3 separate regions of the Mus musculus genome follow, and all the other regions are linked to region 1. A link is a loop called in an ENCODE intact Hi-C map of the cell type or tissue named here. Cell type or tissue: heart. All regions are shown on one strand. Each heading gives the region's core, and the rest is flanking DNA. Links, peaks and the distances in the headings are about the cores only. Region 1 overlaps Stk39 (serine/threonine kinase 39). Region 2 has its middle 65 kb from the start of Gm36174. Region 3 has its middle 18 kb from the start of Gm36002.

Region 1 (10,358 bases), core at 1,391-9,390:
CCGATGGGCCAGAACATTAACACTGATGCTAAGTGTAACTGCTTGGTCCCCAGGCTCCAAAGCTCAACACTGGAAGGCCTGCCTTCTCCACAGCAATTAGCCAGTGTCGTGCTGAGTGGCGTCTTGGCGTGCTGTATGGATATCTTGTTGCTGAAACCCTTCCCCTGTGGTTTACCATTTTTGCCTTAAATATTTCACAGGAGGTAGCCGGACATTGATTTCCTACTTTTAGCATTCCTTCTATGTTCAACTGACAATCGTCCATAAAGAATAGCTTCCTTTGTCAATACTCCCTTAATTAGGAATCCATTTCCTATCAGCTTTCTCTATTTGTGTCTGTACAAAGGGGGAAAAAAGCTGCCCTAATTATGCTCATCCAGATAAGGCTAGACATGTTGGTCAATGGAGCAGCACTCACCTAACATCCAGCAGGTTATGTCCTACTGCTACCATAAGAGAAGGAAAGGGGGGGAAGGAAGAGGAAGGAAGTAGGAGTATGGGGTGAAGGGTAGGTTGCAGGAGAATCTTCAGGATGATAGAGGAAAAGGGAGAAGAGATGAGGGAAGCATTCTAGATCAAAATAGACATAAAATTCAAAGCCAAACACAGCTCATTATCCTTGATCAAACACTGGGTTTGGAAAGGAAGCAGCAAAAATTACAAAAGACATTTAGAAATACATAAGTTGACCACAGAGAAGAAGCCTGTAAAAAATATATATATATATATATAAATATATATATATATATATACATACACACACACACACACATATATATATATATTTATGTATGTATATATATACTGCTCATTTTCTGAAGTGATCACGTGATCACAAGGAAAAACATCATGATCACGTGGGCACATGACCTTGTTTGGAAGAAACACGTAGTGAAGCATGGTCTCTTACTTTCAAATAATTCAGTAAATAAACAGAACACCCAGAGGATGGGGACGCTCACCGTGATGGAATGGGGGGCGGGGGACTGGAGCAAACACTGAGCTACTGCCCACGTTTTCTGTGTGTTGTAAAATTTTCATAATGGCAAATGGGAAGGGAGACGAAAGCATCATGGGATATTAATATTTTCACAGGCTAGCTAAAGTACAAAGAGAATGATACTGGGGTGAGAGTACAAGGGTAGAAAGTGTCCTTGTGCCTAGAATGATAGGCAGCTACTGCTAAAATGTGCCAGCACCTGCCTTAGTCTGACAGTCAAAATCTGTATTTCTGTGCAAGGCAGATTTTTAGTGTTACCACTTTTTCCTTTCAATTTCAAGAATGCTAGTTATAAAATCCTTCTCAAACAAGCCCAAGTCATGCATCCACTAAAACAGTTGCTAATTGATATCTGCTTTGATTAAATAAAGGTCTAAGCAACAGGAGGGCCATATCCCTTGGCAAACTCATTAAATGCATGAGTCTACATCTTGTTTAAAAACAAAGAACTTGGAGATGAGAAAGGACTTAGTCATTTTACATAATGCATCGATTACCATTCTGCTGTATATTTATTCGTCTTGCTCATCAGTCTGTGCTGCCTACCCTCAGAGGTAGCAACCAAACCAAGCTCAATGATCCCAAAGTCTATCTCCGTCAACCTCGTGCAATTCTGCCTTCAACTACGTTGGGGTTCTTACCTGTCCCTTGTTAGATTGTGACAACGCAGGCAGTGCTTTTCTTGACTCAAAACTTTTCACATAACCAACTAGTACACCTTGCTCATTAGTCAAGAAACAATTCAGAAGACAACTTCTTTGGGCACTCTCCCCCACCTTGCCTGAGTAGGTCTCTTTGCTGGGAACTGCTGCTGCTCGCTTGGGAGCTGGGCTTTTCCCACTCCTCTTCTCAATTCATCTCAGTCTATGATCCCTGTCCATGATAGCTCCACTTAGTCATGTCACAAGCCCTTCCAAGGCAAAGGAGCCTGTAGAATTCATTTTTATATTCCCAGTGCCTGACACAGAACAGTGGGCTACTGTAGCTTAATTTCACACCCCAGCGTGAAGTGAAGGCAATGCTGGTAGACATTTGAGCGCAGGACTGTAACTCCTGCGGCTAAGTTTAGCCAGCACTGAGGCCTAAGCATCTGCTAGTCACAGTGAGGAAGAGCAGAGGGGGGTGGGAGGGGAGGCACTAAAATTAAGGCTCTGGCTAGCAAAACAAAGAACGGGAAGAGGGGAGGTGCCTATCTGGGGACCCAAAATGATTTTCCCTTTCCCCAGTAACCCCTCGTTCCCCTAGTACACGCCAAAGGTCAAATGTTAAACTAAGGTAGAGAGAAGGCTGCAGAATACTGGACTAACCTTGAGAAATGGAACTAGGAAAATTCTTTCCTTTCTTGAGAAAGGTCATTTCTATGGCAACCAAAAATATAAAGGGGGAAAGCATATTGCAGAGAAAATCTTTTTCTGCCCCCTCCACTCCACCCTTACCCTTCATTACAATGACACCATAAGGTAAGGGAGGGATGGCTTAAAAAATTCTTTTTTCTTTCTTTCTTTCTTTTTTTTTTAAATAGGCACAATTGTTAAGTTGCAGGTCACTCTACTCCAAATACAGAGAACAATTCAACAGCAGGTCACTGGTTTGTACTGAAGTCAGCTCCAAGTGTTCATAGCTTTAGAGTAAAACCACACATCTGTCAAGCTCCCTCCATGAGAAAGTAGGGGAATGGGAAAGCAGGAGAAATGAGGGGAAGGAAGGAAGGAAGGAATGTGTGAGGCAGGCTGAGGTGCCTGTTGCCTGCTGAACTCAGCTTCACAGAAACAACCACAAAACGCTCTGTGCAGCTTGTAACCCTGCCTGCCTTCTGAGTTCTACTGGAGCAAGGGATCTTCATGCCCACCTCTCACGTGGCTGCTAACCACCACATAGCAGTGCATAGGTAATGTAACAGGGAACCCTGTTTTACAAGAAATGCTAAAAATGCTACCAGCCCCTGAAATAGTCCAGGCTATGAGTGATGACTGAGTCTGAAGTCTGTAAAAACAATGCAGCACTCAAGTACCTACATCATTGAAGAAAATCCCTCAACAGATTCCTCCAATACAAATGGATGGGCCAAAGTCCACAGAGACTCAAATGAATCTCAAAGGACTCAGGATTGAGTGTTATAAAGTCAAAACAGTTCTAACAACATGCTTTAATAAACTCCAGCACCTTACTTACCTCAGGCAGAACTGCTATGCATGGCTCTCCCGCCCTCCCTAGGCAAAGTAATATTCCAGTCTATCTCATTTCTGACAGATCTATCTATGTAACAGTAACCACTGCTCCCTCCCAGCCCCCAGTGCTCAAAGTAATTGTTCACTCTTCCTATAGGCTGCCATCATTTACGAGTATGTTAAACTATACGGTCAAGGTTCATTTTATTAGGAAATAACAATGATAGTCTGCTATGCAAAGCACAAACCTCTATGGGGCACAGGGCTCCTACACCTCAACTCTGTGTCAAGAGGAGGGTGCAGAGTCCAGCATGGGAGTGCAGGAGGAGATATGTCTTGGTTATCCCTGCACCGTGGCTGTCACTGGTTGTCATGCCTCAGCACTAGGTAGGGCTTTGCTGCCTGTCAACTGCATAAGACTGCAGGGAGAGCTAATGCAGGCAACACAAATCTCGCAAGAATTGCCAGTTTTCTTGCAACTCCTAAACCCTCTTGAACCTGGTTGCTGTTCCTGAAACTCTCTTCAGAGGATTTAAATCACCTCTAGACAGCAAACTCCCATGAGTCTCCTCATATAAAGAAGAACGTGTGTCCTTCTAAAAGCCTGAATTTGTTGTATAAATCAACAAAAGCCTATCGTGTAACAGTGGTTTTAAAAGATACAGCATTAGCGTCCTGTGATTAGTAACAAAAGGGCAGCGATTCTTCTTACAAATGATGAAGGCAGTCTCTATATCCTGAGTTCTGGGGCTCACCCCTGGCTCTGCGGGCAACTCTCGGGTGTCACTCCACCACATCCTCAGAACGATCCTTTGATCGACAATTACTACACCCATTAGATAGACAAAGAAATTAAGTCATGAGAATGAGAAAAAAAAATAGAGCTCGGAATCCCGCTAGGTATTGAATCACTACAGAAAGAGAATGGAAAGAAAAAAGTAAGAGAGAGAGAAAGCAGAAAGCCTTAAACAGCATGAACAGAAAAGACGGACTAAAAGTTCTCTGGAAACATCACCAAAATGTCAAAATTTTGTCATGTGCATAAATGCTTATTTGTTTATTTCATGCTGGCTGTGTTTTAAGTTATACGTTATATCAACAATAATTCTTTTTCTACACTCGCAATCCTGATGACTGTTTGTGTGTTTGTCTGTGCTCGTCCTCACATCCATCTTCAACGTCTTTCCCTTTTCATGAACAGGCAGAGCCTCTGGGGAGGGGGTGCAGCACTAATGCTCTGTCACTCCTCCAGCTGAGAACAGCTGCATATACCTTGCGTGCAAGGAGGCCTCACCTGCTCACACAGGCTAAACAGCTGGGGAGGGAGAGGCTTCCTGCACACATCAACCCTAACTCGAGGCTGCCTCACAAAAGCTCCGCCTCTCTTCTCTCTGGCTCACTGTCTCACTGAGGGACAAGCTGTCTCACACACAGGGGATCAGGATTCAGAACTCACACAGTGTGGAACACCTGGAAAAGTCTCTACGTTTCTCAAGAAACCAAACCGTTTAAATGTCTGTTAAATACACTGCACTGAAATCTAACTTCTTTGGATTAAATCACAAACCTGTCACTTCATCACACTAGCAAGTCGACCCTGGGGAACCACTTTCAGAGCTGGGTGGCATTACTTGTCACAGCCACTAGGTGGAACCTCAACTTATTCCAGAATGCCAGAGGCTGTCAGTAAAGACAGAGAACTAAGCAGAAATGCAAGGTTATCTCGAACCAGGTGAGGAGGGAGGCTCAACCACTTCTCTGTCACGTCATTTTTTTCCCTTGTGGCAATGACGCCCCTCCAACAAGGAAAGGATAAGCAGAACCCGGAGAACAAAGTTAAAATCTAAGAGCATTGTCACCAAAAGGAGAGTGGCAAGTAAGGCCAGGGCAAGATCACTGGAGGAAGACTAACCCCAAAACACCAAAGGGAAGGAAGGACAGGAGAAACACTGGGCACAAACAGCCTGTGCGGATTATTGGTGGGAAATAATTAAAAACTCACAATAGCAAATAGTCCCAAAATACCACAGAGGTTGCTTGTAAGTTAAAGTCTCGCCTAACTGACCGTAATGCTGCTTAAAGAAAAAAAAGTTTAAAAGCTTAATCCATTGAAGAATTTATGACTGGAATAAAGCAGTGCCTTATAACAACAGGGTCCCATCCCTGAATGGGGAACTTTCAGAATATTATTATTTATTATTATTATTATTATTATTATTATTATATCTAAGCAAAACATCAGCACCTTGGGGAACGTATGATAGACTATCCAGGACTGTTAGAGAGATGCCAAATCTATACAAGGCATAGGCTTGCCGCTGATGCGCAGCACTAAAACTCTCCTGTAGATGATAAAGGGTTCTGGGTTCCACTGTCTATGCCAGGGGTATTTCAAAGTCCCGGGATTAAAAAGGAAGAAACAGATTCAAAATGACAGTTGTTCCCGTGCAGGGCAGTAACATTAAGACTACAGAGTAAACACTAAGTTCATTTAAAGCCATTTGCTTCCGCTCACAGGATTAATCTTTCTAGGTAAACTTTCATCTGCTGCTAATCTGTTAATGGCACAGACAACTTGTTCTGCAACTAAAAGGAAGCGCATGCAAAATTCAGTAACTTGGCCTGGTTTAGACTGGAGCTAGCCGGATGTCCTGGGAGGTCAGCTCAGCCTACCTAGTGCAGGTTGCAAGCTCGGCTGCCCTCGCCCCTGCCAGCGTCTTCTGACATCTGCTTTGTCACTTTCTCTTGGTGACAGTACCTACTTGCCTACCCCAAGCAAGCAGGATCAATTCTTCCTCCACCTCCATGGCTTCTTCTTCCCCCCTCACCCTCCTCCAGTCCTGCCCCCTCCCCCTAGTGCTACACCGGCTTCTCCCCCACCCCCACTCCCCACCCCCCACCCCCCCCCGCAGCCTCAGGCTTCCTCCCACTAACAGGATGGTGCACAGAGGCCAGACTTAATGTAGGTTCTTCTCATCCACAAACACAGCTTTGCGGAAACTCAAAGGCCGGCACTCGCTCCCACTCCAAAAGTGGCATACCTTTTGGAAGGATCTTTCTGAAGACACAGTGACAGTAACTTTCTGAAGGACTTGCCGTATTTTTTCATCATTTCTTTATCCTCTACACCAGTTTCTAAAGTGGGCGGGTCATTTTGCAAAGTCAGCATTAGCACCTGCAGCCAAAACAAAGGAGGAGCCGCCCTCTGTTGAATGACGGTGGAAGTTTCAGCGTTTCCACACAAAGCACTGCAGACGTGCTTCCCCCATGACTTTAATGGTCCTAAGGTCGCGTGCTGAAAGGGACACACTTTTCCTAGCATATCTGCCCACGCCCTCCTTATCCTTTGGGTTATTCTCAATGACAGAACTTATAAAATTTGTTCTGTGCGTTAAGAATGGTCTCTCAAAGCCACAGGAAAAAATCTTTCCTGGGAAGTCGCTGGCTCTCCCGGGACCTCAGGGAACACGTAGCTGCAGCACAGGCTGATTGGGAAAGAGTGGTGGTCAGGAGACAAAGGGACATTCAAGTGTGAAGGCCATTCATAAGCAAAGAACCTGATATACTCCCCCCCCACCCCCCATCCCCCACCCCCCCGCCCCCGCAACATATCAGCAGCAGCCCTAAAAATAAAGCCAGGGCTTCCCAGGAGGTAAAGGGAACACAACATGAGAAAACTGCTATAGGGGACTGGTTAAAAAAAATGAATAAGATACTGATGGTCGGGATCATAATCATAAGTTACAAAAAAAACTAAACAAAGTACAGTTTCAAGTCAAAAAGGAAATAATTCAACTTTCACACTAAGCGGAGCATTTATTTAAAAGCGAGTAGACTGTATAGCATGCTATTGACCTACAAAATGAATGAACCTCCTTAATGCATAAATCAGGCCTAATTTATGCAAATGCTCTATGTGTCAAGACTCCTTTGGAAGACTTTGAGGCGTGTGAATAGATGGATGTTAAAAGTGACTGTTGTCTGTGAAGACAACAGCCAGAAGGAGAATGTGGCTTCCTGTGAGCTCCTGAAAGAAGTTCCCGGTGAGCGACAAGCTGGGATTAACAAGTGCCTCTCCAGACTCATGTGGGAAAAACAGGGGAGACCGGGAGACAAAGAAACAGAGAACATAAATGATGGATAAAGGATGAGGTTCTCGAGTTCCTCTGGTATATGTTCCATTAAAAAAAAAAAATCTCTTCTATGTTTTACATGTCAACGTCAAATTTTCTGCTTAAAAAAGATCATCAAGAGGTGCACATACATGCATTGAGTATATCATTGACATTTTAACTATATTAAAATCTTAGACAGAAATAGGCATAAAACAGGGTGTGGGGCGTACACTCAGCAATACTATCTGCTCTGCCTGAGGAAGTCCTGGGAAAACCATTAAAAAAAATAGGGTTTATTTTTTGTTTTGTTTTGTTTTGTTTTGAAGTAGGAAAGTAACACCACTAAAACATTAACAGAGATCATTTGTTCTTTGCTCTTTCTATTGGCACTATGAAGTTTCCTACAATAAGAAAGTACATGGAGGTGCGGGTGGGGGTGGGGGGCGGGGGAGTTTGGAAAACAAACAGGGTTCAATCCCAAACCTCACATTCCCTAAGCACTGGCTCTATCCCTAGGCTCCACCCCCACTGCACATTTTATAAACACCGCTAGAGTTAGTGGATCTATTTATGAACAGATTTCTGTCCTTTTAAAATTTCTAAAGACGAAAAGTTGAAAAATAAAACCAGCATAGACCAGAGTTTTGATGAAACATCTTCATCATTTGCCCTGAACAACGGCAGCCTCAAGACAAAGTCTACTTGGGGGAAATTAGAAACGCTGCCGCTATCTCAGAGGTAGAGCAGATAGGAGAATAACAAAAACCTGAAAATAGTACCCAAAGTATATGGTGCCTCAAAACACCGTGACTCACTCCATCAGATGAGCCACAACACCACGCTCTGGGCGCGGGCTCAAAATGGAATAGACGATCTTTATTTTCGAAAGAAAAAAGGAAGCAGCCTGGGACCCATCTGCAAATGGAACAGCCCTCACTCTAATACACTCTTAGACCGTGCTGGGAGACCTAAGATCATCCTGCTCTTTCAGGAGTCGGTAAGGCAGAGGCAGGCAGCTAGCTGCTCGACACTGCACTGAGGCAGAGCGCCTGGCATGCACCAGTTCTGTCAACTCAGCACTAGAGAACGTGAGTCAGCCTTCAACTTGGCCGAATTCCCCCGAAAACCCTCACAAGTCTAAGCAAAAAATAAGCATGTTCAGGAGATCTGAAGAAGCTATGCCCCCCCATCCCCACCCTCCACCAACCCATCACAGTCCCAACCCTACGAGTCTCCCCAGCGTCATTACTTTCATTGGAGGGTATTTGTGGTAAGGCGCTGCTCCGGTTGCTAATTCAATGGCAGTTATTCCAAAACTCCACATATCAGCCTTGAAGTCATAGCCTCTCACCTAAAAAGGAAAAAGAAGATGAAGAAAACAAATCACTCACAATCATGTAGCAGGCCTGTTACACATCAGTACATCTACTACTGTGTCAGATAGCCAAAGCTGTTTATAAAATGTCAGTGTGGCTTGCTAAGGGCTAGCTAGCAATCAGGAATTTAAATCTACACTGTATGTATGACATGTTCTACGATAATAATTGATTGAAATGAAATATTAACACCTGCATGCAGTGCATCAGATCTGTGTTATGTTAGATTAATTAGACACATTCAATATAGCTATATTAGCCAGGCGTTGTGGCACACGCCTTTAATCCCAGCACTTGGGAGGCAGAGGCAGGCGGATTTCTGAGTTCGAGGCCAGCCTGGTCTACAAAGTGAGTTCCAGGACAGCCAGGGCTACACAGAGAAACCCTGTCTCGAAAAAAAAAAAAAAAAAAAAAAGCTATATTAGTGATATGTATTCCTGTACTATAACAACCAAGGTAATATTTTTTTTACCTGTTCCATGACTTCAGGGGCCATCCAACATGGGGTACCAACAAATGTTTTTCTGACTTTATTCCGTGTAACATCACCCCCTGTGGCTAAGAATGCGCTTACTCCAAAATCTGAAAACAACAACAACAACAAAAAATCCACCTTATTTTATGTTCCACGTGGCTCATCAATTCTGATATCAATTCCCATCTCTCCCTGCTGAGCCCTAGGTAGTGATGGATGGGCTGTAAACACACTCGTGGAGCGTCTCAGAAATATGCCAGGCTTGCCCTGCTGTCTGCCACCTGCCATTCTCTACCCTGCAGAGCATGCTATCAGAGGCCATGGGCCAGGCAAGCTCACCAAACCATAGGATGTTTTCTACTAAACAGGTACAAAAAGTCGCCGTTTCCTTTAATTGCACTGAAAACATAAACACATTTCAAAATCCCAGAATAGAAAATGTCTTGGGTTTTATCTAAACTCTTTTGAAGTAAGAGCAGTATGTAATAGAGTTATCTTTATATTTTATTGTGGTTTTTTAGCCCATTTAATTCTAAGTTACCAATGTCCAAATGTTAATTTTACAAAGAAAAAAAAAAGAATTCATCCCATACCATCATGTCCTAGACTAAATAGTATATATTAATACCTTGGCCAAAATCATACAAGCACGCCAACATATCAGGTGCCCAACGCTCACAACAAGCTTAAGTTTGTCCTTAAGCAAGTGGCTGCTCAAAGGAAGGGCTGAGTCAGCAAAGACTGGTTCCCTCCCCGCTCCCCCTTTGTTCCCTTAGTGTTTCCTGGATAATTTTCATTAAGTGTGGATGGAATGATATGTAGAATTAAATGTATCTCTTACTCTACTTCATTGATTAGGTACATGTGTGTGTGAGGACGTGTGTCTGTGTGTGTGCCTGCTTGTGTTGTGCACTTAAGTTTATCCAGTGTAGGAGTGTATGCACATGCTGTACTTGTGGAGGTCAGAGGTCACTTGTCAGAGTTGCTTCTCATCTTCCACAGTATCAAGGCTGCTTCTGCAGTGCTAGAGACTACAGCTCCCTGGCAAGCCGCAGACTTGCAAGCTTTCCTCACTGGGATCTTCCTATGGGGCTCTCAACCGTGACTTCCAGCGATCAGACTCATATCCTTCAGGCTTAGGAGACAATCACTTTTACCCAGGGAGCTGTCACACTGGCCAAAAACATCAAACTCTTCCCAAAACCCATTGCGTATTAGAAATTT
Region 2 (10,358 bases), core at 1,472-9,471, 390 kb after region 1:
CATTGATTTGTTTGAGTTAATTTTATATCCAGCTACTTCACTGAAGCTGTTTATCAGGTTTAGGAGTTCTCTGATGGAATTTTGGGGGGTCACTTATATATACTATCGTATCATCTGCAAATAGTGATATTTTGACTTCTTCCTTTCCAATTTGTATCCCCCTGATATTCTTTTGTTGTCGAATTGCTCTGGCTAGAACTTCAAGTACTATATTGAACAGGTAGGGAGAAAGTGGGCAGCCTTGTCTAGTCCCTGATTTTAGTGGGATTGCTTTGAGTTTCTCTCCATTTAGCTTGATATTGGCTACTGGTTTACTGTAGATTGCTTTTATTATATTTAGGTATGGGCCTTGAGTTCCTGATCTTTCCAAGACTTTTATCATGAATGGGTGTTGGATTTTGTCAAATGCTTTCTCAGCATCTAACGAGATGATCATGTGCTTTTTGTCTTTGAGTTTGTTTATATACTGGATTATGTTGATGGATTTCTATATATTAAACCATCCCTGCATCCCTGGAATGAAGCCTACTTAATCATGATGGATGGTTGTTTTGAGGTGTTGTCCCTACGGGACTGATTGTCACAGTCCTTTCCATGGGATATTGTGGTCACATGTTCCCAGACAGGAACCTGGTCTGGAGTAGATTTAAATGCCTGCCATTCTCAATGATAAGAATTGCCAGGGTCCCTGAATCCACTTGACCTTACTGGGTTTTCTGTCTGGTGGCACGGTTCACTGCCCCACAATGCCCATGTAGCAGAATAACAGTAGTAATTTCTTCTGTGAGGCTTGGAACCTAACCAGCCATGGTTCTGGCTCAATTAATTCGTACCAGGAACGGTGTCCATATTATAAACAGAAAGTGATTGGATGCTCCCTTAACACTTCTGCCACTACTACAACAGTGGGCTTAAGTTGCCAAGCCATTCGTTAGTGTGACTCCAAGCTTCACCGCTGGATTATACTGATGATGACCTTTTCGTCCAGTAGTCTACATAGAACCTTCCAGCATCGTGAAAGCTGACCAATAGCAACAAAGCGACCCGGTTAATAGGAACCTGACTTGTCCATATCCTGTGAGCATATGTCAGATATATGGTGTCTTCAGCAACAAGTTACCACCAAGTTCTGAAAAATAACCAACAGGAATGACAACAGCCTGTAGTACTTTGGGGAGGGCCCTTGGAACTCACTGACTAAGGACTCAAAACCAAGTAATCCATACCTGCTGGTGGGCTTTTTATTTAATGACCAATTGTATCTGGTTAGGCTTTTCCCCATCCCGTTCGTTATAGGGTAACTCAAATCAAACCCCTTTTGTATATGTGTATGTTTTTGAAAGCTCCCACAAGTAGTAGGTTTCTATACAGCATTTCAAAGCTCTTTAGCATTAGTTGTCCCTCCTCAGTCTTGCCTTCCCAACCCCTACCCTACTAATACTACCTGTTTCATTATCTCACTTCCTCTCTTCACACCACCTCAGTTGTAATGCCTTTCCTTTAAATAAACCCCCAAGGTCTCTCACCAGTCTCCTGTTTTCTATGGTGTACTCCGATTCAAACAGTCATCTCTAAAGAGCAGAGCTAGCCTGAAGAACATGGGCTGGAGAGATGACGAGTCAGCTGTTGATGGCACTTAGTGCTGGTACAAAGGACTCGGAACCTGTATGGTGGCTCAAAATCTTCTGTAACTCCAGTTCCAGGTTATCTGATAACTATTCTGGGCCTCCTGGGACTCCTACATGTGCTCAGTCATTCAGGCACACACATAAACACATAAAGTAAAAGAATAAATACTAAGGAAAAAAACTTCACCCAAAGTACCAAACCTTTACGCATGAGCCTTTGGGAACATATAAGAGCTGATCCATCACACGCTATTGTAAATACAACTACTTTCTTCGATTTTTTTTTCTGTGATGGTGTTTATTGGTGTATGCAGAAATGAAAGTTTTTTTCTTGACCTCATATATCTTGAAGTTTTGCAGGACTTATTTGTTAGTACCAGAAGTTACAATGAGTATCCTTTGGGAATCTTTTGGGTCCTAGGATATCAAGTCCTCTGTAAGTAGAGACATGCTGACTATTTCTGTTCAATCTTGGAAGTATTTACTATGGTCCTTGTTTAATTTATCTAGCTAGAATTTCAAATACTATGTAAACCCCAGAGGTAAAAGTAGACATTTAGAAAGATGTGGATTTTGCAGAGAGCTTTGAGACTTTAGTGTCATAAAAAATGTGCATATAAATGATGCAAATAATTAGCATTATGTGTATTTCACAATATTTTTTCAAAATCAAATGGAGTAAATGATAAATGATAATAAATATAACAGTACCAGATAAAGACCCAGTGAAGGCAAATGCTTTTGCAGCATATTAAGGGAGAAGTGAAAAACTGGATGTGTTTTGAATAACCAGAAAAGTGACAAGCCACTGTCATTGGGTTGGACACTGCCTTACAAATCCATTTGTAGTGAGAAAGCCAAGGCTCTGATTACATTTCCTCCCCCACCCCTTTCTGTCCCCAAACTAAGATCCAGTCTGGATTTATTAACCCAATACTCACATCTAACCTAAACCATTATCTAGACCAAGAAAGCAACATGAGTATTCAACATCACCAGTGTGCTCACAGTTGTCCTACATTCTTCTAGATCCTCTGAAGGAGCTCCAAAGAGATAAGCCACATGAAGGGACTCAACCTATTGCTGAAGTAACATTACCTTTCTTTGAGATATTTGTGTGGTGTTCTTGGATTCTGTCCTCTCTAATCAAGTTTCGGCATGTCAATCTGAACATGTGTATTACATAGGACATATACAATTTCCTTTGTGGAGGAAGATCAGAGAATGCTTGTTATATACTGATACCTGAATCAAGAGGGCATTCATATATGTTTCCTTACCTATAAAAGCAGGAAAGTGAATATTCCTTTACTGGCATATTTTCCTGATTGGAAAATAACATATTGTATTGGGGTCCATAGAACAAGCTTGTGATCACTGTTATTTGAGAAATGAAAGCAAAAGGACCATAATTTCCAGACTTGCCTGCCTTCAGCCCATGTTCAAGACCAGCATGGGACCCTTTCTTAGAAAGAAATGGTTGGGGATATATCTGAGTGGTGAAGCACTGACTAACACAAACAAAACTCTACGTTCAATTCCAGTACCACCTAATGTGCTTGAATTATAGTAAAAAACGTGTGTGTGTGTGTGTGTGTGTGTGTGTGTGTGTGTGTGTGTGTGTGTGTAGGATTAGCATGTAGAGTTAACAGGACTTATGACTTTCAGCAATGAGATTGGGCTTTGGTGTGTGGTTTACTGCAAATGCATGATGGATGACTGATTTTTACTAGCCCTTTTCCTGTATTTGAAGAAATAGAATTAGATGTAATGGTAAAAGTTAGATACTTAGATGTGACTTGTTTCACCTAGTGACGTAGCATTTGGCACAGTAAGAGGCAAGCATAAATCTGTTTTAGTGTCCATACAAGGGTACTTTTACTGTTTGCTCTGAGCATACCAGATTCCAATCTAAGGTAAGATCAAGGTGTTTCCCCTTGTTTAATACTAGACATGATGGTAGTCACATTGTGACTTGCTAAGGCTTAGAATTTTTTTTGTTTCATATACATTCATGTTTTAACATTTATACCCATGAAAGTATATTTATCCAAAGGGTGTCTAGTCACTGCTGTCCTAGATGACTTGTTTTTGTGTCTCTGTCTATCTGAAGCAGCTCTGTCCTTCTGTCTAACCAGTATTGCCCCACAATTTATCAGAAAGCTTCTCCAAGCCTCTCATACCTTGATTTGGTTTAGCCTGGGTTGAAGTTTAGAGCAGAATGAGTACATTATTTTTATCAACGCCTTCCATCAAAATACATGAACCACAATTACCTACTTCTTTATTATGGTCTATAAATACCGCAGAAATTTCATTTTTCACTATAGATTTGAGTTTACATGTTGAAAAGGGTCCATCCCTCAGAAGGCTCCTGCCTGAGGCAGTGGCCATGCCCTGGTTCAGGTCTGAGAGCCCACTTGGGGTCTTTGGCCTTGGAGACAACCATAACGGAGTTTTCCCAGACACTGTGGCTCAGCCAAGGACTGGTTCCGGAGCCCAAGAAGGTACAGGTCCATCCACACTTCAGAGGAGTATCTACATGCCAGTGTCATGGCTGCACTGTCCCCTAGACACCCCAGCTCCTAGGCTACTGCACAACCTGAGCCAGAAATTAGTGGTCACTGTGGCAGCTGCAGTCCCTGGCATTCCTGTATGGAGCATGCTAAGATGAAAGCCACATGCCCCTCTGATACCCAGGTTCGTGTGGAATCTTGTAACTGCAGGAGCCTCTGGATGAAATGGAAACCTAACACAGAAGCTCTGGAATGCATCTATAGGGTTTCCGGGGCAGAATCTGAGGGCACAGGAATCGCATGCCTGGGAACTGGGCTGGATCTCAGTTGTGAGGCTATCCTGGAGCCCCTAGTCCACATTCAGAACTTTGCGGGGGGGGGGGATAAAGGCTCACAGGACAGTTTTCAGGGCTCTAAGAATCAACAACAGCCTTAGACCTCCCAGGGAAAGACACACACACACACACACACACACACACACACACACAGTTCTAGCAAGCTGGAACTTGGCTAGGGACTGGGATCTTTTCGGAGAACATGGAGGATACAAACATTTCCTGTCTTCCTCATTTCAAACCTACCCTGAGGTCCTTCCAAGAAGACTCTAGTCTAAGAGGAAGGTCAATGACTCAGTAAGTATCCCATTCTCCTAGTCCGCTACAGTAAGATGGGAGAAACAGGACCAAAATTATGCCTGTGCTGCCCTCTGCTGCTCTTTCTGAGATCTGTCACCGTGTAATTCTCTGTTGTCTGTCCTCAGTGAGTCCTGCTTTGTGACAGAGGGCTGACCTTTGGAGACAGAGCTGCATCCCCTTCCCCCTCCCCGCCCACTTAGTACCTTGTCGACTTTAAATATTTGGACTACTTTAAAGCTTTCTGGACTACGTGCAGAGAATATATTCTGAAGAACTCTGTATGTGTTCTAGGTTTCTAGGCAGGCCCTGTGGGATGGGGTCAGGGCTGAGTGAGACCTGATGTTCGAGGAGTTCAAAAAAAGAGCAAAGCTATTCCAGTAGAATGGAAAAGTCAGCATAGAGAAGGGATAAGAATATGTTTTGAAGGATGGATTGGAAGAGGCTGGCACAGAGAGGCTATTTCAGCTGGTGAGTGACATGCAAAAGCTCCACAAAGTGAGCCACTGCCAGGGTGGCAGGGGCAGAAGGAGCAGGCTATGGATATGGAGGGAGTTGAGTTCTATGGTGTAGTAGCAGGGAACCACGGAAGGCTTTAGATCAGAGGTAACATGGAATGTAGAAGAACGAGGACCAGCTTTCCATGTGACATCTACTTATCATCCTGACGGGATGGGAGATGTCACAGATGTGAATATCACTAGCTCTAACCTTAACCCCTTCCCCAGACCCCTATCTAGTCACTTGGAGACACTGCTGGAGTTGTTAGTGTCTGTTCCAAGACCTTGACACTAAAAATTTTTCATGGTTAATATTTCAAACTCGGTTTATTGAGACAAAAGTTCAAAGCTCTATTATGCCCTTTAAAATGAGGCTTAAACCTTTCTTATGTTCTACCACCACCTCCTCACTCAATGCACCTCTCCCATAGACATCTTTCCTGACTTCTGCAGGTACTCCAAGTCTAACACAAAACTCATGATTCAAAGCTGGGAGTCACATATGCACATGCAGTATTTGCATCATTTGGTATAAGTGTTACAGAAAAAGAGGAAGAATAGAAGGAAGAGAAGAAGAAAAGAAGAAGAAGAAGGAGGAGGAGAAGAAGAAGAAGAAGAAGAAGAAGAAGAAGAAGAAGAAGAAGAAGAAGAAGAAGAAGAGGAGGAGGAGGAGGAGGAGGAGGAAGGAGGAAAAAGAGGAAGAAGGGGAGGAGGGGGAGGAGAGGGGGAGTAGCAACAACAATTTGAGGGAGAGTACAGGCAGAGAGGCAGGGGCATCTGAACTTAGGACATGAACAGCAGACTGAATTGGCCATGGGAAGAGAAGGTAAAGGGGAGAGGGACAGAAAGTATCCAGGAACAGTGGCCAAGAAGCAAAAAGGCAAAAGATAAAAGGGGGAAACAAGTGTTTAACCAAAATGGTTAGGTTATGAAGGGAAGAGCAGCTGGGGAAAGGGTAACCAAGACTCTGGGCTGGAGAAGGGGAGGGAGGGAGCAGGGCATGCCAGCCAGGTGGAGCCAGAGTCCACTTAGATGTGCTCATAGATGCCTCAGTTAGTTCTCTGTCCTGAGTTTGAGAACTAACACTTTTCTGTTTCGTCCTTTACCTTCGATTTTCATGATTTCATTTTTCTTTGCAGCTGAATGGAATTCCATCGTATCTACGTACACAGTGTTCTTATCCGTTCATCAGTCTGTCTGTGGACTTCTAGGTTAACTGCTTTTCCTAGTTTTAGTAAATAGAGGTAGAAGGAACATGAATATGCAAGCATATTCTCTGTGCTAGGATATAGAGTCTTTGGGGAATATGTCTAGGGTGCTATAGCTGGGTCACATGGTAGTTTTACTTCTAGGGGAGGGTTTTTTTTTCGTTTGTGTTTAAAACATCTAGACTGATTTCCAAGATGGCTCCACGGGTTTACATTCCCACCAACAGTGTGTGAGAGTCGATAAGGAGTCCTCTCAAGTCAGGGCAAACTAAAAAGTCGGTTAACTGCAGGGACAGAGCACATGCCAATTTTAAGAGGGAGGAAGGGAGGAAGCTGCCTTCCTACCAGAAGTGGAATGGATCCAAGGTGGGCCTCCAGTGGCCTAATCTGCATCTTGCACTGGACAATAAGAAAACCAGGCCAGGCGGTGGTAGCACATGCCTTTAATCCCAGCACTCGGGAGGCAGAGGCAGGCGGATTTCTGAGTTTGAGGCCAGCCTGGTCTACAAAGTGAGTTCCAGGACAGCCAGGGCTATACAGAGAAACCCTGTCTTGAAAAAAACAAAAACAAAAACAAAACAAAAAAAAAGATTATCAGTGTTTCTAGGAGAGAAATTATTTTATCAGTAAGTATATTTTTAAATTTTCAAAATAGAAAAAACTCTTTGAAGTTCTAGAGCTTTCAGGTGTGCTGTGAAGCTGCTAGTGTGTGCTCTCTCCAGTTTCTTTTTGGAGGCACTCAGAGTTATGAGTTTTCCTCTTACCACTGCGTTTATTGTGTTCAAGTTTTGGAATGATGTGTCTTCATTTTCATTAAATTCTAAAAAGCTTTTAATTTCTTTATTTCTCCCTTGACCAAGTTATCATTGAGTAGAGTGTTATTCAGCTTCCATGTGTATGTGTGCTTTCTGATATTTTTGTTGATATTTAAGACCAGCCTTAGTCCATGGTGATCTGATAAGGTGCATGGGACTATTTCAATCTTCTTGTATCTGTTGGTGCCTTTTTGTGACCAATTCTATGGACTATTTTGGAAAAAGTACCGTGAGGTGCTGAGAAGATGATATATTCTTTTGCTTTAGGATGAAATGTTCTATAAATATCTGTAGATTATTTTGGTTCATAACTTCTGTTAGTTTCACTGTGTCTCTGTTTAGTTTCTGTTTCTATTGATTGCTGAGAGTGGGATGTTGAAGTCTTCCACTATTATTGTATGGGGTGGGATGTGTGCTTTGAGCTTTAGTAAAGTCTCTGTTATGAATGTGGCTGCCCTTGCATTTGGAGCATAGATGTCCAGAATTGAGAGATCTTCTTGATAGATTTTTATTTGACTAGTATGAAGTATCCTTCCTTATCTTTTTTGATAACTTTTGGTTGAAAGTTGATGTTATTCAAGATTAGAATGGCTACTCAAGCTTGTTTCTTGGGACCGTTTGCTTAGAAAATTGTTTTCTAACCTTTTACTCTGAGGTAGTGTCTGTCTTTGTCACTTAGGTACATTTCCTGTATGCAACGAAATGTTGGGTCCTGTTTATGTGTCCAGTCTGTTGTTTTGTTTTGTTTTGTTTTGTTTTGTTTTGTTTTCTTGAGCCTCACAGCACAAGAAATTTGTGCATTTATTAGTGTGGTCTAAATATTAGCTGAAAAATATCTGTTCCCTTCATTTTTTATAAAGGCTATTTTACTTGTTATTTATACAAGAGATAAGGAAGTGATTCACTGTTGCTGTTGCCAATCACAGGCTTTATATCTTCAGTACTATAGAGCTCAGGTTAATGTCACAAGAAGTCCTTACAGAACCATGGACTGTGCCTTCAGGTACAAACTGACAAGTTGCTGAGGGGCTCCTTTCATTCAAAATCTGCAAGTTTACTTATAAAGCCAGTCCTCACAGGGTTTTATCTGAGTTCCATGTAGGCTGATGCGGACCCCCTCTCCATCGTTCCTCCTCCCTGGCTCTCCCTCTACCCCTCCTCCCCACAACACTCTTTACCACTTTAACGCAACCCTCTGCTCTAAATGCCTTCCATATTTGTTAATTTATTTAGTTTGTCAACAAGACCAACCAGCATTGTAGCTATTAAAAGTTCAGCAATGAACTATAAGAAAATATACAAAATACATTTAATGGTAAGAATATGTTAGAAAGAAAAGGCAAATTCAGGTGGGCAGTGCCATTTGCATTTTATCTACTTCTATCAATATCTTAAATTGTATGTTTATATTCATTTTCCTCATTTGAGCTGCTAGTCCCTGAGGACAAGAGCTGTGTCCAGTATCTTAAGGTAATAATCAAAGTTTTAACAGTGGACACAGCAGAAGTACTAGCTAGTGTCCAGTCTGTTAGTCTATGTCTTTTGGGGGGAAGTGAGCCCATTGATATTAAGAGATATTAAGGAAAGGTGATTGTTACTTCCTGTTATTTTTGTAGCTAGAGATGTATTTATGTTTGTGTGGCTATCTTCTTTTGGGTTTTTTTAAGGATTACTTTCTTGCTTTTTCTAGGGTGTAGTTTCCCTCCTTGTGTTGGTATTTTCCACCTATTATCCTTTGTAGGGCTAGATTTATGGAAAGATATTTTGTAAAATTGGTTTTGTCATGGAAAATCTTGGTTTCTCTGCCCATGGTAATTGAGAGTTTTGCTGGGTATAGTAGCCTGAGCTGGCAACTGTGTTCTCATAGGGTCTGTATGACATCTGCCCAGGATCTTCTAGCTTTTATAGTTTCTGGTGAGAAGTCTGGTGTAATTCTGATACACCAGAATTATTTGTTACTTGGCCTTTTTTCCTTACTGCTTTTAATATTCTTTCTTTGTTTTTTGCATTTGGTGTTTTGATTATTATGTGACAGGATGACTATTTTTCTGGTTCAGTCTATTTGGAGTTCTGTAGGCTTTTTGTTTGTTCATGGGCATCTCTTTCTTTAAGTTAGGGAGGTTTTCATCCATAATTTTGTTGAAGATATTTACTGGCCCTTTAAGTTGTGAATCTTCACTCTCTTTTATACCTATTATCCTTAGGTTTGGTCTTCTCATTGTGTCCTGGATTTCCTGGATATTTTGGGTTATTAGCTTTTTGCTTTTTGCTTTTTCTTTAACTGTTGTGTCAATGTTTTCTACAGTATCTTCTGCACCTGAGATTCTCTCTTCTACTTCTTGGATTCTGTTGGTGATGCTTGCATCTATAACTCATGATCTCTTTCCTAGGTTTTCTAACTCCAGGGTTGACTCACTTTGTGATTTCTTTATTGTTTCTATTTCCATTTTTAGGTCTTGGATGGTTTTGTTCATTTCCTTTGTCTGTTTGATTGTGTTTTCCTGTAATTCTTTAAGGAATTTTTGTGTTTCTTCTTTAAGGGCTTCTAGCTGTTTACCTGTGTTCTCCTGTATGTCTTTAAGGAAGTTATTTATGTCCTTCTTAGAGTCCTCTATCATCATCATAAGAAGTAATGTTAGATCTGAATCTTGCTTTTTCGGTGTGATGATGTATCCAGGACTTGCTATGGTGGGAGAGTTGGGTTCTGATGATGCCAAGTAACCTTGGTTTCTGTTGCTTATGTCCTTACACTTGCCTCCTGCCATCTGATTATCTCTAGTGCTACCTGCCCTCGCTATATCTGACTGGAGCCTCTCCTTCCTGTGATCCTCCTGTGTCAGAACTCCTCAGAGTTCAGCTGTCTGTAACCCTGTGATTCTAGGATCCTGTGATCCTGTGATCCTGAGTGTGTCATAGCTCCTGAGATTCAAGTTGCCTATGGCACCCTAAGATCCTAGTGTGACCAAGCTCCTGGGGTCCTGGGAACCTATGATCCTGTGGTACTAGGCGTGTTAGAGCACCTGGGAGTGGAGCTTCTTCTGGGTGTTGTGGGACTGGCT
Region 3 (10,358 bases), core at 1,124-9,123, 200 kb after region 1:
CACAGAAGTTTAGAAAAGACTGTGAATTTAATTAGACCGGGTAACTCAAAATTGCCACATAAAATTATTTTTAAAAGATAGATGTAAGATATCCTACTTTGTATAATAGATAAACTAAGATGTGTTGGGTAGGCTACTCAGTCTACACTGAATGTATTACGTACTTGAAGAACAAAACCAAATACATACACACATATACCAATAATAACACAAAGCTCTGAGTAATAGGAGTTGAAACAGAAGGTGAGAGAAAAAAAACCCTCATGTTCCTAACTCAGAATCCTCTGCACAGTATACACTTAGTCTGGGCAGAGAACACCTGATTTGGGAAATGGCAACATATAACTTCAAAATGAAATAATGAAAGAGCATTCCCACAAACCAAGAAATGCTTAATACAATGAATTCACTAACTTCAATGTGACCCTTAGATGGGAAGGATCTAGACAATATGCAGTGATCCTCTTATCTTTGGGGTTCATTTGGAGTTACCCCTCTATTGCATAACTGGAATGGGTGTATTCACTCCAGAGCTTTATGTATCTTGTGTTATCCCCAAAAGAAAATACCCATGAGAAAGCTCAAGTCTCTGAGTCACCCAGACTCACAATAACTAACAATAATTTTCATTTAAATACTTGATGGGTTCTTGTGGCCAGCATGACTACGGACGATACTTTGGGACCATTATTGAGTCAACTCAGAATTATTTGAACACAAGTATTATGAAATGGTGACTGCCAACTGATAACCACAGAGCTTACGAAGCCTTACTTGTGACAAGATTTTTTTTCCCTATATGTACACATCCATGAGAATGTTTAATCTATAAATTAGACAGCAAGAGATGAACTACCGAGACATCCAACTCACAATAACTAACAGTAGAAAATTCCAGCAATATGCTATAATAAAGTTTGATGACTATGGTCTTTTCAATCTCAAATTTTGCTATTGTATTTCAGTCAACATTTTCCCCTGTCTTCATTAAGTGTGATACTGTCATTTTCTGCTCAAAGGAAACACTGTGGCATCTCTTGGCATACTGGGTTTCCAACACCATTATTGTATCTTTAGTGACATTTTTTGAGTCAACACCATAGTATTTGAACATACGCAGCAGGGTATTGAGATGGGCAATTGATAGTAAAGATGGCTACATATCGCTAGTTTAATGGGTAGCATCTGCAGTGGAGATGTGCAGACAAATGGGGCTTCATGTCCAGATATGACATAGCAGGACAGAACGTGATCTCACCCTCCCACTTACAGTGACAAGGTTTAAGATTTCAGAATTTGGTTCTAGAGCTTTCCTTTTCTTATTTTCAGATTGCAGTTGACCTTACTCCCCTGCCTCCATGGGTGAGTAGAACCATTGTGTGTATTTCTCTATATGCAGAAAAATACTCAGAAATACATACTTAGCTCGGAGATATCTCAATTTGGAAGGCAGGTAAGGGAAGACTTTTATTTTGTACTTTATTTTTCTACAAACAAAACCCCAATGTTCATGTCTTAAATGTTATCAATATTAGTTTAGTTATCTTCGTAATGTTAGGTATGCATTTCATCTCACTAGCTGTACAGGTGCAGTATGGGGCAATTAGCCAGACCCTTAGTGCTTGCATCTCTCTGTCTTTCTGTGTTGCCCAGTGCACAGCAGCCTGTAGAGACGAGATGTGCAAATAGTTTGCAAGGATTCTGAGCAAATTACATCCTTTCTTTTTCTCTTTTATAGAAATGACAGTCCGAGTGCCTCAGGGAGGGGCTGCTGTGGAGGGTGGAGGAATGATTCAGACAGTGTTTAAAAACAGCCCTCACTTGCACAAATAGAAAGCCAGTGCCAGCTCTGACATAACAGCTCCTCTTCCCTACAATTTTCTTCTTGTTCTCTCCCCCATCCTTTATCTACCAGACTCCTTAGTATTTATTTTAACACGACATTATCTCTACAAAATGCCCAGAAGTTATTGTGCTGCTTCAGGGTAGGAACGGCCCCCATTTTCATGTTCCCTTCAGTCCTAGTTAATGGCGGGTGTCTGACCATTAGCATCTGATGTCAGACACTCCAGTTGGCCATTCTCTCCTTTCTCAACACAAGAGGCCCACCATATGGAAATTAATAACAGATCATCAGTGATTCCATACGATCTTGCTCTGAACCTTTCTGTCATGTGGCATTGCTTCGGTGACAAAAACCTTTCCAACAAAATAATACATATGAAGGATTTGAAGTGCCTTGGCTTACTGACAAAAGTTCCTATCTATTTTTAAAGTTAACAACAAAGTGAACTTTAAATGCATGTCTATTTTAAAGCACACAAAATTTTGTTTAATGACATGTAGACAGAAGAATACCTTGTGTATATACTTAATTCAAATACATTAAATCAAACTTTTCTTACTCTAAGTCCTGGCTACCTTAAGTCACTCTAGACTGGAATCTCAGATATTTGTTAACTGCTCAGAGTGTTCCTTGATGGTCTTTCCTCAGTGTAAAGAGCAGTGAGTTGATGGTAGACTCCAGCAACTCCAGTAACTGAAGTCCACATGGGCACTGCCTACTGTAGCTGCCCACAGAGGGATCTGCACAGAGCAAAGTCAGGCAGCCTCACATTGAGGTGAGGACCTGTCTCATCCCCAGCCTCCCATACAGATGCTCACACGTGAGATACCGTGGGCCACACGGAGAATGTTCTGGGAGCTTCAGTTTCAGATGCTCTGTGTTCTGTGTTTCCCCAGACCTAAACTAAGGAAGAGTTTCTCAAGGAGACACCTGCTCCCACTGCCATCTTTGTGTTCATCCTCTTTGGAGATGAAGCTCAACAGAGACAACTAACCTGGACCCATGGGGCTCTCAGAGTCTGAATCACCAACCAAAGAACAAACAAGGGCTAGACCTAGGCCTCACCTCTCATATGTAGCAGACGTGTATCTCGTTTTCACGTGAGTCCTGGACAACTGGAACGGGGGCTATCTCAAAAGCTGTTGCTGGTCTGTGGAATATGGTCTTCTAGCTGGGCTGCCTTGTCTGGCCTCAGTGAGAGAGGAAGCGCCTAACCCCACAGAGGGATGAAGCGAGAAGGTGGGCTGGGTGGGATACCAGGGAGTACTCCACCCACTCAGAGGAGAAGGGGAGGAGGATGGGAGGATTGTAGAAGGGGGTGACAGGAAGGGGAGTGAGATGTAAAGTGAATAGGTAAAAAAAATTCATTAAAAAAAGAAGAAGCTGAGTGTGGGAATATGGAAGAGCAGATGTGGTGCTGGAGAAAATGGAAACACTTGATTCCTGACCTTTAAATCTAGGTTCCTGGAAATGGACTCTGCCATAATTTAGTGCTGTCTGTAAGGCATCCTCCCTAAGGCTTACCCTGGATGCTTTATTGCCATAATAATTATAGTCATTTTTATTTATTGCTCCTTGTATGCCTAATTGCTATAAAGCACAATAAAATTATGCACACCATCCAACATATCATATTAACTAAGATTTTATTCCATTTTTTAACCAGATTACATTCATTCCCAGTTGCATGTTGTTATTTGTGTAGCTCAGTTCTGTAAAACTTTAACAGAGAAAAGCCATTCTCAGAAGCTAAATCAAAGTAGGGAACCTTAGGAGCAACTACAGGAAATTGAGTTTCGTTTATCTATGTAAAACCATTTGAGTTTCAAGAATCCTCTTTCCGATTTTCTTTTTTTTTTTTTTTTTTTTTTTTTTTTTAATGCTTCTCCATGGGCCTGGCAGGAGACGCTCTTCTTTGGTAGGATTCTGAGCTTATGTGGTCTGATTTCAATTTTTTTTTCTCAAAAGTATTTGACTAACCTGACTTAGTTCACTATATCTAGTGCAACTAGCTGTGGATAGTTCGTGGGAGACATCAATGAGAAAAAGCAGGAAGAATTTGTAAGGTGGTAGGGTTGGGTGACATTGATGAAACTCTTGGAGCCTGTCAGTAGAGCAGCAGAAGGAATGGTGCACAGACCTTATCCCATAGAGTCACAAAGACTGACAGCAGAGACCTGTGTAAATAAAATTCATCATTATTAAGATTACCTCCTGGGTCATTAAGTCTTTTGGATTTGTTTGCTTTTTACTTTGTTTGAGGATTTTTGATCTTGTGTCATCACAAAATATATACAATACACATAAATATCTATGCAAAAATTTTGGAGACTTTCAGGAAAATAGGTCAAAGAACTTTCATTTATTTATGTTGTCCCAAACGCTGACCAAAGGGTACTTCCACATATGCGACCCTGTTTGGACAACCTTTGAAATTTGGCATGTAATATTTTAAGAATCCAGCAGAGGGCAGGCCTCTCAAACGTAAATGCTTTGTGCCAGGGTGATCCAAGTGGGTTACCAAGAGCTGATTGTTGCTTAGGTAGAAGCTGTTGGCTTTCAGAGATCAGTGTTACTCTTAAGAAGTTAAAAGTAAGGAAATACTGTTAAGCCCTAGATGAATTCATGGTTGTGCAGCCACAGGTTTTGTTTTTTTTTCTCTCTCTTCTCTCAGTTTCAGTTTTTGCTTTTACTTCAAACCCTCTATCAACTTTCCCACTTCTTTGCCCCATTATGACAACCTACCCTCAGACTTGCCAACTTTAGATGCCCCAGTACAGGGGAACGCCAGGGCCAAAAAGGGGAAGTGGGTGGGTAGGGGATGGGGGTGGGTGGGTATGGGAGACCTTTGGGATAGCATTGAAAATGTAAACGAGGAAAATAACTAATAAAAAAATAAAAAAAAAAAAGAAAATAAAGCATTGCAAACAAATGATCAAACAAAAAAAAAACCACCCACAAAATCAAAGTCTTAAGGAATTGTTTCTCTCTGAGGACATGAGTGTGATGTCAGTCCAAAGACAACTTCAGTTGCCAAGACGTAAGTTAGGACAAGTGGGGACCGAGTGCTTTAAAGAAAGGATATTGAACGTGGACAGATCTGCCTTTGGATTTTTTTTTCTTTGTTTCAAGACACTGCTAGCTCCATAAGCCGTTGGTAGTTCTGTGGCTCTGGGGGAGTTACTAAATAGTGTTCTCTTCGATTAGGAAAGCCGGATAACCTGCTTTAGAGCTCCCCAGGACAAAGAGAACAGCTGTATGAGTAGCGTCTAACATCGGGCACAGAAAACACCTTCAATGTGATTATCATAATAAATACCTTATTCCAGTGATATTACACTCATTCATTATCACAGGCATATGAGCCTATATTGCTTTATTATTACCCTTTTCATAATGGCCCACCCTCTCTCACATGACAGGCAGTCTCTGGGGGCATCACTGTAAGATCTGAACTGTAGGAAGAGGGCACGTTTTTTTTCATGGGGAGCTGATACATTAAGAGCAAGTATGGAAGGAAAAGGGCCAACATGGAGACTGGTCTGCTCTCTTATGGAAATTAGTTGATGGAGCTGGAGCTATTGAAACCGGAACATATCCCGTCTGTGGGAAATGTAAGAGCTGTGTTTATATATGTGAAGAAATCGGATCCAGAGGGTCTAGACACGAGGCTAATGCTGCAGAGCAATTGGGCTTTGTTTTCGGCTGTTAGCTGCCAAGGAGAGTCTCTGCCCCCACCTCAGCTTATGTCTATTTCTCAGCAAGGGGGTTCTTGAAGCTAATGTAGTGACAGGCTGAGGTTGTTTCTTAAGGGAGCTTATGAGTCCAGAAAAGACACAAAAAGGTCCCGAGTCAGTGACACAATTTCCTAATTTGTCCTTCCCTCTTAGCAGAATGCTTGAAGGAACCAGGCTTTCTTCAAGAGGTAGCTGTTGGCCTTTCTGCTTGGATGAGAAGGTGCCCTGGGTCTCTGAAGCCCAGGAACCACACAGTTTTGAGGTAGGACAGTGTCCCAAAGGAAAAGCATCCTGAGACAGGAGAGTCCCGGAACCACATAGCTCTAAGAGGAAGCCTCCTCAGCAGAGGCTGTGCAGCTCTCAGGGGAGCGGATCCCCAGCTGGGCTCTGGAGCTTCGGAGCCTCAGCTCCGCGCCTTCTCTTTGCTTCTTTTCTTCTCTTCATTGCTTCTTGTCGTCTTCCGAGACTCACACCAGGCATGAAATCTCATAAAAGAGATTTATTGGAGGTACCAGGGTTCCTCTGCTCATAGAAGGTTCCTATGCTCCAAGGAAGCACGGTGCTTATACAGCGGCTTTGGCAGGGTGTGTGACACTTTCTTGGGTGGAGATTTCTAGGGTGAGGATCGGTGGGATTTCAAGTTCTGAGCTTAGGGGATTGGTGGACTTTCCTGTTCAAGGATTGGTGGGTTTTTGTGAGACGTTCAGGGATTGGTGGGTTTTCCTATTCAGGGATTGGTGGCTTTTATTCAAACCTTTCTCCTAAAATTAGCATGCCTTTTGGGAGGGTCCTGTTGAGGGGTTGGAGATGACCTTTGTGACAGTTACAGAGGCTGTACCGTCCTTATGACAGTTAGATCTGGGGGAGGGGCCTGGCTTCTGGAGCTCCTGGGGTGAGGTGGCAGGGATGGCCATTTTACTGCCTTGAAGGTGTACAAAGTTTACAAAGTTTACAAAGGGAGTCCACAGAAGGGAAAGCCTTTCCTGCCGCTTGAGTGGCTTGAATATCCCATAGTAGAAGTTTGTGATACACAGCACCCTGCAGGTCTAAGCCTCTTCTGCCTGGCCTGAGCATAATAACATAAGCCCTGTGTTACTAAAGCTGGCAACCTCCACCTTCAGTGGCTGCAGCAGACACACACAACTGTTTAGCCCCAGTGGACTGCATCCAGCATTCAGCTATGAGAGGCAGTGGAAGGCCATTGGTGAAAGTGCAGCCTCAGTTGCAGTTGATGGCCCAGGACTGAATTGGTCATGAGAAGGAGTTGAGGCTTGGCACCATGAAGAGAGCCTAGGAGAGGCTATTGGTGAAGCCTAGTTACAGTGGAAAACAGCAGCGTTTTGGAAATGCCAGTACCATGAGATGACCACCAAGAACAGCAGCAGCAGTGGAGTACAGGCAGCTGGAGCCTAGAAGACAAGATATGTGCTACAAAGGGCATGGCTGGGGAAGTGACCCAAGCCCTTGGAGAAGCCTAGAAGATCGTGAGTTGGATCCCAGACATTGGACAGTTGGAGTTTAATTTTTGCTTTTGATTGTGACTGTACCCTGATATTTTTCCCTCTTGAAGGAGGAAAATATTTTAGTGAAGTCCGCAGTTAAGAGACTTAATTGTAAAGACTTTGGATTTTAAGAGAGATTGAAATTGTAATAATTTGTAAAGACTGTGGGACTTTTAAAGTTATTTAAGATCTTGGCTAGTTTTGTGTCAACTTGACACAGCTGGAGTTATCACAGAGAAACGAGCTTCAGTTGAGGAAATGCCTCCATGAGATCCAGCTGTAAGGCATTTTCTCAATAAGTGATCAAGGGGGAAAGGCCCCTTGTGGGTGGAACCATCTCTGGGCTGGTAATCTTGTTTCTATAAGAGAGCAGGCTGAGCAAGCCAGGGGAAGCAAGACAGTAAGGAACATCCCTCCATGGTCTCTGCATCAGCTCCTGCTTCCTGACCTGCTTGAGTTCCAGTCCTGACTTCCTTGGTGATGAACAGCAATGTGGAAGCGTAAGCCTAATAAACCCTTTCCTCCTCAACTTTCTTCTTGGTCATGATGTTTGTGCAGGAATAGAAACCCTGACTAAGACACCTACCATAAAGGGCACCTATCTTTCTGACCATTGGACGTTAGAAGGTTTGGGAGCTGCCTAGGTTACTATACTTCTAGAAGTAAATGCTAGTCTGAAAAATTAAGTGATTAAACATTCAAAGCATTTTCTTTTTTTAATTGAAAAGGTCACAAGCGATCACATTTAAAAGGAACTTGAGTCTGAGAGGCAGGCTCTGCCTTGAAGGTGATTAGAAGGGCTTGTCCCACAGAGATGGAAAGTGGAGCATTGCAGGCAGGACAACAGGATGATGCTGATCAAGGAGAATCTCATTCCGAAATTCTAAGGCTGAAAGAATTTCCCAAGTGAGGAGTTAAAGAGGGCAGGAGCTGGTTAGCAACTCCACAGGATTCCATCAGATTCCCTGTCACTGGCTAACAAGAAGTTTGGGAGTCCTCAGAATATGCAACTCAGAAAAGAGCAGCAGGCTTCCTCTGCCCCCAGCCCTCATGATGCTCACAATGGTCTCTCAGTTTAAAGAGTCGCTCATTCACACACATTTTCTTTTGTTAGGAGAAAAGGATTTTTTTAGAAATTAAATGCACACATTAAGATGCACACGTTAAACACTAATGTGTATGAATGGCACTAATAACAGAGAAAGCCGGAAATTTTCACTCTTAGGAGTCTACAGGTACCTGCCAAACTTGTGTTCATACCAATGTTTTTCCTTGATTAATTGAAACATAATTCTGTCATTTCCCCTCCCTTTCTTCCTTTCTGCCCCTTCTGTTTTCCCCTCTAAATCTCAAGGCTTACTCTTCTTTATTGGTGTTACATATACAAATAAATGAAAAATTATAGAACTACAAGCTTTTGCGTCTATTCAATATTGTCTGCACACCAATGTTTCTAGGGCTGACCACTTGTAATTGTATATCTGTCTCAGAGTTTCTCTTGCTGCCATGAGACACCATGACCAAAGAGCAAGTTAGGCTTACACTTCCATAATGCAGTGCATCATAGAAGGAAGTCGGAACAGGAACTCTAACAGGGCAGGAACCTGGAGGCAGGAGCTGGTGCAGAGGCCATGGAGGAGTGCATTTGGCTTGATCTCAGTGGTTTGCTAGGTCTGCTTTCTTAACGAACCCAGGATCACTAGCCAGGCGATGGCAGCACCCACAATGGGCTGGCCCCTCCCCATCAATTACTAACCAAGAAATGCCTTACAGTTGGACCTTATAGAGACCTTTTTCTCAATTGAGACGCCCTCCTTTCAGGTAACACTAGCTTGTGTTAGTGATGTAAGATTAGCTAGCACAATAACCAATCACAAGGCTCATCCCTAGGAAGACTAGTTTTCCTTCTCTCCGCAGTTGTTAATTGCTTGTAGCTCTTCACTAAAACATAAACTTGACAGTAAACAAATCTGTAGCATGTCTTCAAACTCACTGAGACTAAACAACTCATTACCGAATGATGAATGGGTCACAGAAGAAACCAAGAAAAACGTATTTCCTGTAACTAAAAACGCAATTCAAGAAAACGTCTTTAACTGCCCCTAGAACTACACGGAGGGCCTCATTTAAGGGAATATAAGTGGCCTCTCAAGCTCCCCCCCCCCATATTCAGATTCTACACATGCGCAGTAAGCACCTTCCTGGCTGGCACACAGGACAGCCCTCCAAGTTGAATGTGCGCCCGCACCTGGCACGAGCCTGGGTACCGGCTAGTTTGTGTTTACCAGCGTTGCTTGGCTACCGCGTTGCCAACTGCTCCTGCAGTTGACAGTTCCTGTATCCACACGGAACTTTCCTGCTATATGACCTTGTGGCGAGACTTGGCTCTGGGTTTTCTTCGATATCAAAATCTTTAGGCGCTGGCTTACTATAAGCTTCCATTCTGGGTTTAGGGGGCCCTTTTTTACCATAGTCTTTTTTGGGTTGGGGATGTGAGAGAAGCTTAACGGGAGGGGAGGGAAGGAACCTTCGAAGCAGACATTTACCATGCAGATGCTCTTCCACAAAAAACAAAGGACCCCCCTGGGCTTCTGTGATGGCCTGCATAATACCTTTGTGGGATTTGGGAGCAAGGATGAGAGAGGGTGCCGACCGCCCAAATATCATGCCAGCTATGCACCTTATTATCCAATCCACAAGGCCGCAAGCACGGGTGACGTAGCCACAGTAAAGAGCTTTATTGAACGGGGAGTTTTTGCCATGGAGCAAACAGATTGGAAGTACAGGTAATGGTGGGGTTGGAGCTGTGAGAGAGAGTGGGCAGGTACCTTGGAGGGAGGCACAGGAAGTGGGAAGTAGGCTAACTTCCTGTCTGAGGTGAGAAAAGAGAAGCATGTGCCAGTAATCTTAGGATAGACAATTGGGAAAGGTGTAACACCCAACTGGTCCTCATTAGCTGCGAAATGGCGAAATGAATCAAGATCAGTGCTTCCAGTCCCCCACAGTTCTCCTTTTAGAGTGCTTACTGGCCTCTTCAAGGGTTTCAACAAAAATACAGCTTTAGTGTAGCCATTGCAAAAAGCATGTCACACTTATCATGGAAAGATGCAGGAGAGAAATTTCTAGTATGTGTCAACTTCCCATCTAAAAGGAGTTTTTTTGGTTTGTTTGTTTGTTTGTTTTTGTTTTTAATTGAAGGTTGGTACTTCATTGCCAGTGTATACCCATGTATTCACATGAATGCAGGAACAGACATTTCCTACTGAGAGAATT

What was found. Hi-C counts contacts between places; a loop is a spot of excess contacts. Peaks named below come from ENCODE experiments on the same cell type or tissue, not always from the same donor. Only the 100,000 strongest peaks of a DNase experiment are listed, where the experiment ranks them.
Region 2: it touches region 1 in a loop (5-fold over the local background); 16 of 42 quality-filtered maps call a loop at or near these places.
Region 3: a loop joins it to region 1, with 3 times the contacts of the local background. A loop is called at or near these places in 9 of 42 quality-filtered maps.

The regions. Positions count from the first base shown.
Region 1 is chr2:68,359,865-68,370,222 of GRCm38, forward strand. Stk39 (serine/threonine kinase 39) reads right to left here. Exons shown (of 18, transcript NM_016866.2): 6 at 9,132-9,241; 7 at 8,533-8,634; 8 at 6,210-6,343. Among named protein-coding and RNA genes, the nearest start is that of Stk39, 110 kb to the right of the region's middle. In heart, for the core only: CTCF peaks have their summits at 4,805 (motif pointing right) and 6,379; no DNase peak of the experiment used is centred there; H3K4me3 peaks cover 1,110 bases; H3K27ac peaks cover 3,376 bases.
Region 2 is chr2:68,752,158-68,762,515 of GRCm38, forward strand. No RefSeq gene overlaps it. Among named protein-coding and RNA genes, the nearest start is that of Gm36174, 65 kb to the right of the region's middle. In heart, for the core only: a CTCF peak has its summit at 4,865 (motif pointing left); no DNase peak of the experiment used is centred there; H3K27me3 peaks cover 325 bases.
Region 3 is chr2:68,559,210-68,569,567 of GRCm38, forward strand. No RefSeq gene overlaps it. Among named protein-coding and RNA genes, the nearest start is that of Gm36002, 18 kb to the right of the region's middle. In heart, for the core only: a CTCF peak has its summit at 4,300 (motif pointing right); no DNase peak of the experiment used is centred there.